2 separate regions of the Homo sapiens genome follow, and region 1 is linked to region 2. Evidence: read pairs that join two places in POLR2A ChIA-PET (ENCODE). Cell type or tissue: endothelial cell of umbilical vein. All regions are shown on one strand. Links, peaks and the distances in the headings refer to the core of each region. The heading gives the core; the rest is flanking DNA.

Region 1 (2,910 bases), core at 95-2,594, 320 kb after region 2:
TGCCTGAGTGGTACATCAGCTGTAGAGCAGCCCTGCCTCTGCCCTTTCCTTCATTCTTCCCTGTCTCCTTGACCCTCTTGAAGATAGCTCAGGAGCCATTTCCTCCAGGAAGCCTTTCCCGAACCCCTGGCTCATCACTGTCTCCATTGTGTGACCCACTGTACCCTGTGTGTGGTTCCATCATAACTCCTATATTTCTCTTTTGCACAGTTTTGTTTGCCTCTCTGTCTCCATGTCTGACTCATCTCTATATCCCAGCACTTTGCACAGCACCTGGCATGTAGGATGCGCACAGTAGGTATTTCATGAATGAAACATACGAAAACTTCTGTCCCCTGAAACGTGAAGAAGAGATTTCCCAACACGCACTCCCAGTAGATATGAAATCTACTCATCCTAATAATATGGGTAGATTTGACAGTTTTATCACCCCTGCAAACTTCCTGATTCTGTGGCATTCAATTAAAACAACTACAGCAAGCATAGCAGCAGGCGGCATTTCACTACGTTTTCACTCCTGAAGCCTCAAACTGGGGAGAATATTCAGTCCTTCAACTGGAAAAAATGAGATATATTCTGAAAGTTTCTTGACCGTACCTCTCCAAAAAATGAAAATCCCTACCCTGATGGAATAAAACTTTGTTTTGATAATCTTTGCATAGAGAAAGCACATAAAAGTCATTGGGCCACTCTTTTTTTATGTCTCTTGTTCTCAGGGGACAGAGCACTCCTTCTTCCTTCCTTTTTATTTGTTTTGTTCACTGATTTATTTCTAGTATTTAGAGCAGGACCTGGACTAGCTGTGCAGTAAATGTTTTTTTGAATGAACAACTCCAAGTGGAAGATGGGAAAATGTGGCAAAAGAAAAAAAAAGCAATCCAAACTTTTCATTTTCTTTTCTTTTCTTTCTTTCTTTTTTTTTTTTTTTTTTTTTTTTTGAGACAGAATCTTGCTCTGTCGCCCAGGGTTGAGTGCAGTGGCACGATCTCGGCTCACTGCAACCTCCACCTCTCAATTCAAGCAATTGTCCTGCCTCAGCCTCCCGAGTAGCTGGGATTACAGGTGCCTGCCACCACACCCAGCTAATTTTTGCACTTTTAGTAGAGATAGGATTTTACCATGTTGGCCAGGATGGTCTCAAACTCCTGACCTCAAGTGTGATCAGCCTGCCTTGGCCTCCCAAAGTCCTGGGATTACAGGCTTGAGCCACCATGCCCAGCCCAATCCAAGCTTTTCCTGAAGGATCACGAGCCCTGCTTTTTATCCTTTCTGAGGTTCCAGCAGGGATTAAATTGATGCCCAGGTTCATTGCTGATGGCCAGGCCCCAGCCACCACCTGTGGAGATAGGAAATATGTGGCCTTACTCCCAACACTTCCAGGTGGAGGCAGGAGCTAGAGCCAGCCGCTTATTCCTCAAAGGAAACAGGAACAGGATGTGGCAGCAGCAGCAACTTGATTGACAATAAAAATCAAACTCAGACACTTGGAACAACACAGACCCAAGACTTTGTTCTACATCCAGTGACTCACCAGACTGAACAGAAGTTTAAAAGGAGTCCTAGAACTACATTAAGTTGCCCAATTGCTTCCTCCCTTGGCTTTCTTTCAACCAGAGGTGCAGTGTCCAAGAGAAAGGTGGTTGCGATTGCTTTTAAACATGCACCCATTTGTTATTTCAGCTCCACAAAGCGCCTCAAGTCTGTGGAGGATGAAATGGACAGTCCTGGTGAGGAGCCATTTTATACAGGCCAAGGGCGCTCCCCAGGAAGTGGCAGTCAGTCAAGTGGATGGCATGAAGTGGAGCCAGGTAAGCAGAGTGGCGGCACGGGCATGTGGCTAACACTGTGAAACTGAAAATACGTGTGGGGTCCCATGCCACGCATAAAAGTGAAGAAAGAAAGCTCAAGGTAGTTCACTTTTTCAGGATGAGCACTTGTTTGTATTGTAATCTGATTGCCACATTCATAAAAGGATGGCTGTGCAAAGCAGTAGTAATTCAACTGAAATGCAAGACTGGTGAGATGGTGTATGATTTTCTGCTCTTACATATTTTCCCCTACACCACAATCCAGCATTTGATTTGCTTTTGGTTTTTTTGTTTGTTTTGTTTTGTTTGTTTGTTTGCTTTTTTGAGACAGAGTCTTGCCCTGTCGCCCGGGCTGGAGTACAGTGGCATGATCTTGGCTCACTGCAACCTCCTTCTCCCTGGTTCCTCCTTCTTCTGCCTCAGCCTCCCGAGTAGCTGGGATTACAGGCACCTGCCACCACGCCTGGCTAATTTTTTGTATTTTTAGTAGAGACGGGGTTTCACCATGTTGGCCAAGCTGGTCAATTTTTGTATTTTTAAAAGAGACGGGGTTTCACCATGTTGGCCAGGCTGGTCTCAAACTCCTGACCTTGTGATTCACCCACCTCGGCCTCCCAATTGTTTTTGTTTTTATACTATCTTTTGGTTTAGTTTTTGAAATTATCTTTTAATCCTAATAAAAATCTATCAACTTTTTCAGCAGGATCGATAACATTCGAAAGAAGAATGGGTTCCTTGCGATAGTTTAGACTCAGATTTTTATATAATAAGGACACTTTGCAATATTTTTCCTATTACTGGATATCATCATGATTATTTTTCTATTTAAATGGAACAACTCTCTTTATTCTGATCTGTACTAAACTGAACAAATGATGACTGCTGGTCTAATCTCCTGGGGTAGTCTAATCTTGGCTCTGGAGTCTTGGGAGTAATATGGATAAGTCTGATTGCAAAAACTATTTGAAACCCTTTCCAATGTCTAACACGTGGTTTAGAGGGAATCTTCTCCAAAGCTTCCTGAATATGGCAAGTCCAATGGGTATAAAGGATAGAGTATGTGCCTTGAAATCAGACAGTTGGAGTGCCAACCTGGCTTCAA
Region 2 (2,910 bases), core at 158-2,657:
AGCAAAGACATCTACCTGTCAACTGACTTTTATACTCCAATTATGTTATTTTAGTTTTATTTCTAAATATTATTAGACAATAATTAGAAATATTAAATTATTGGCCGGGCGCGGTGGCTCACACCTGTAATCCCAGCACTTTGGGAGGAGGGCGGATCACAAGGTCAGGAGATCGAGACCATCCTGGCTAACACAGTGAAACCCCGTCTCTACTAAAAATAGAAAAAATTAGCCGCGGGTGCTGGTGGGCGCCTGTAGTCCCAGCTACACAGGAGGCTGAGGCAGGAGAATGGCGTGAGCCCGAGAGTCGGAGCTTGCAGTGAGCCGAGATCACACTACTGCACTCCAGCCTGGGCGACAGAGCGAGACTCCTTCTCAAAAAAAAAAAAAAAAAAAGAAAAGAAAAGAAATATTAAATTATTAAGGCCCTGGTTTAATCCATGAGACAGTAGATTACAGCGGTAAATAGCATGAGCTCTGGGGTCAGACCGTAGGAGTTTGGGAAAGTGACTTCTAGACAACTTTGAGCAAATTACTTAGCATCTCTATGTCTGGGCTTCCTAATCTGGAGAATGAGGATGACAGTGGTACACATTTCAGATGGTTGCTTTGAGGATTAAATGAGATAATACCTGTAAAGTTTAGAACAATGCCAGGCACATGGTAAGGCTTGGAGTTAGTTATTGTAGAAGGGGCTCTATAAATAAATGTTTAATTGAAAAAAATCAACAGTCCAACTGGGGGTGGCAGTTAACCACTCTTACCCCAAAATGGAAACCTCTTGCTATTGGAATAACTTTCCAGAATAAAATATATGAAAGAAAACTTGATGAAATACAGGCATTAAATGTTATCACATAACCATCCGTAAATTCTGGGTTTCCACAAAGCAGTTCTTCCGAATCATAATTAAGGGTTTGAAAGTCAAATGATTTAACTGCTAGTTTTAATTACCTCTTGGTGAACTTTAGTGTGTTAGAATTGTCACAACTTTCCTTGAGGATTACTCTGAAGTCAAGCAATACAGTGGGAAATTATTAACTCCTACTTTGGTACAGCAATTATCTGCATTACAAGGTTTATGCAATTAGCTGTTTAAGATGTCATTATATTTTGCCATCTGGTACACAGGAGTTTATGCATATGAACAGGCACGTGTTGAAGTGATTTTCACTATATGACTTGTTCTCAACCCAAGTCATCGCTCTAATGAGGGGAAGTTGCCGTGCACCGTACATTAGTGGCAGGTGCACACTATCAAGCTTCATTTTCATCGAAGACCTTCATTTTTCCATTTTAAAGTATTCTGCACAAGTGCTGGAAAATTAATTAGTCGTTCTCAATTGAACAACGCCTGCAGACGTGTTCTTTAGCAGTTAGGCGGGGGCACGGCTTCAGGTAGGGGCCACTCCTCCTCCTCACCCGGACGGCTGCAAGGAACCCTCATTCTGTGCAAAGCCAGGGCGCAATCCTGTGCAGTAAACCTCCCCTCGCGAAGAGGGAAGCGGGGTTCGCTGTTGCACCCCAGGCCGAGCGCCCTAGGGGAGAGGGCGCCGCAGCGAGTCCCGAGATCCGAGCCCGGCCTCGACGCCGGAGCGCTCCCGGAGCTGGTCCTTGCCCGAAGCGCATTAAAACGGCGCCCTCTGGTGTCAGCTCGCGGCGGCCGGGTAAAAGCAGTGGCGCTGGGGGTAGAGTTCTACTCGCCACCCTGTTCGCAAACTGAAAGATCCCCGAGTTTAGAAAGTGTCTTGCCGCTCTGCGGACGCTGTGTCCGCGGCCCCGCTGTCGCGCAGAGCTGGGCTGCGATCAGAAAGTCCGGCTCCCCTGGCCCCAGACAGTGGCTCCCGGGGGAACCAGCGTGGAGGGTGAGGAGGGACCTGGCCTTCGAAGGCAGGAAGGACAGAACCCCCAAGCCACGACGGCAGCGGGGCGCGGGGACGGCCGGGCTCCAGCCACAGAGGCCCGAACTCGGCCCGCACTGCCCGGCGGCAGGCCGCGAAGGAGCCCCGGGTAGTGGGGGCGGCAGGAAGGAGAGGCGCGCAGGGCCTTCGGGGCCTCCCCAAGCCCCGGGCTCCCGTCTGGGCTTTGTGGGTTGGCGGTGTCTGAATCGCCGACGGGCCGAGCCGTGCCGGGAAGGCGCGCGGCCCCGCGCGGGCACCTGGCCGAGGCCGCCCCGCGCTGCCATTGAAATGTGACACTGATGAACGAGCTAGGCCCGCGGCTTTCTTTGGGAGAGTTGGAAGTCGCCAGCCGCGAGATCTGGGGCTCTCAGGTTCCCTGGGAAACGTTCTCCCCGCACCCCACTGCCTCCACCTTCGGCACTATTGCTATCCTCTCCCATTTCCCCCCAACACACACACACACACACACACACACACACACACACACACACCCCTCACGCGTTTTCGAGTGCCAGACCAAGAGTCTTAAGTTCAGCTCCAGGAAGACAGGGTAGTGGCGGGAAAGAACATTCTGACGACGGGGAAGTTTGAGTTGGTTGGGGCTGAGTCAATAAAGTCGCCCCTTGAGCCTTTTGTTTTGAGGCTTTGATTGCAACGGCGCCTTTCGCCTTTTATATTTGGGGCCTGGTGGGTGACAGTGAGGGGACAGAGGAAGGGGACGAAGCACGTGGAACCTGGCCCCTTTTGGGATGTTTCTGCACCAGCTTTTGTTGGGGGAGAGGATGGGAAGGGAAGGAGGGAGAGTGGGTGCCTTACAGGCAACCAGCAAGGATTTCTTGAGAGACAACAACGTGCGGAGCACTGAATCAGGCACCAGCAGCGCTTATTGAGAATGAGAATAGGATCTTGCAAGCTGATTAGCGAGAGAAAAATTCAAAAAAGGGACAAATTGGTTAGATTAAGTATCCAAATAGATGCAGCAAAGCTGAGTAAACAAATCAAGGATGGG

What was found. ChIA-PET counts read pairs that join two places held together with the same protein. Peaks named below come from ENCODE experiments on the same cell type or tissue, not always from the same donor. Only the 100,000 strongest peaks of a DNase experiment are listed, where the experiment ranks them.
Region 1: POLR2A ChIA-PET joins it to region 2 with 5 read pairs; 3 of 35 experiments call an interaction of 5 or more read pairs at or near these places.

Annotation. Positions count from the first base shown.
Region 1 is chr1:61,357,467-61,360,376 of GRCh38, forward strand. NFIA (nuclear factor I A) reads left to right here. Exons shown (of 11, transcript NM_001134673.4): 6 at 1,681-1,808. Among named protein-coding and RNA genes, the nearest start is that of NFIA-AS1, 110 kb to the left of the region's middle. In endothelial cell of umbilical vein, for the core only: no CTCF peak of the experiment used is centred there; a DNase peak (open chromatin) is centred at 1,495; H3K27ac peaks cover 520 bases.
Region 2 is chr1:61,041,480-61,044,389 of GRCh38, forward strand. No RefSeq gene overlaps it. Among named protein-coding and RNA genes, the nearest start is that of NFIA, 40 kb to the right of the region's middle. In endothelial cell of umbilical vein, for the core only: a CTCF peak has its summit at 1,650 (motif pointing left); a DNase peak (open chromatin) is centred at 1,662; H3K4me3 peaks cover 810 bases; H3K27ac peaks cover 425 bases.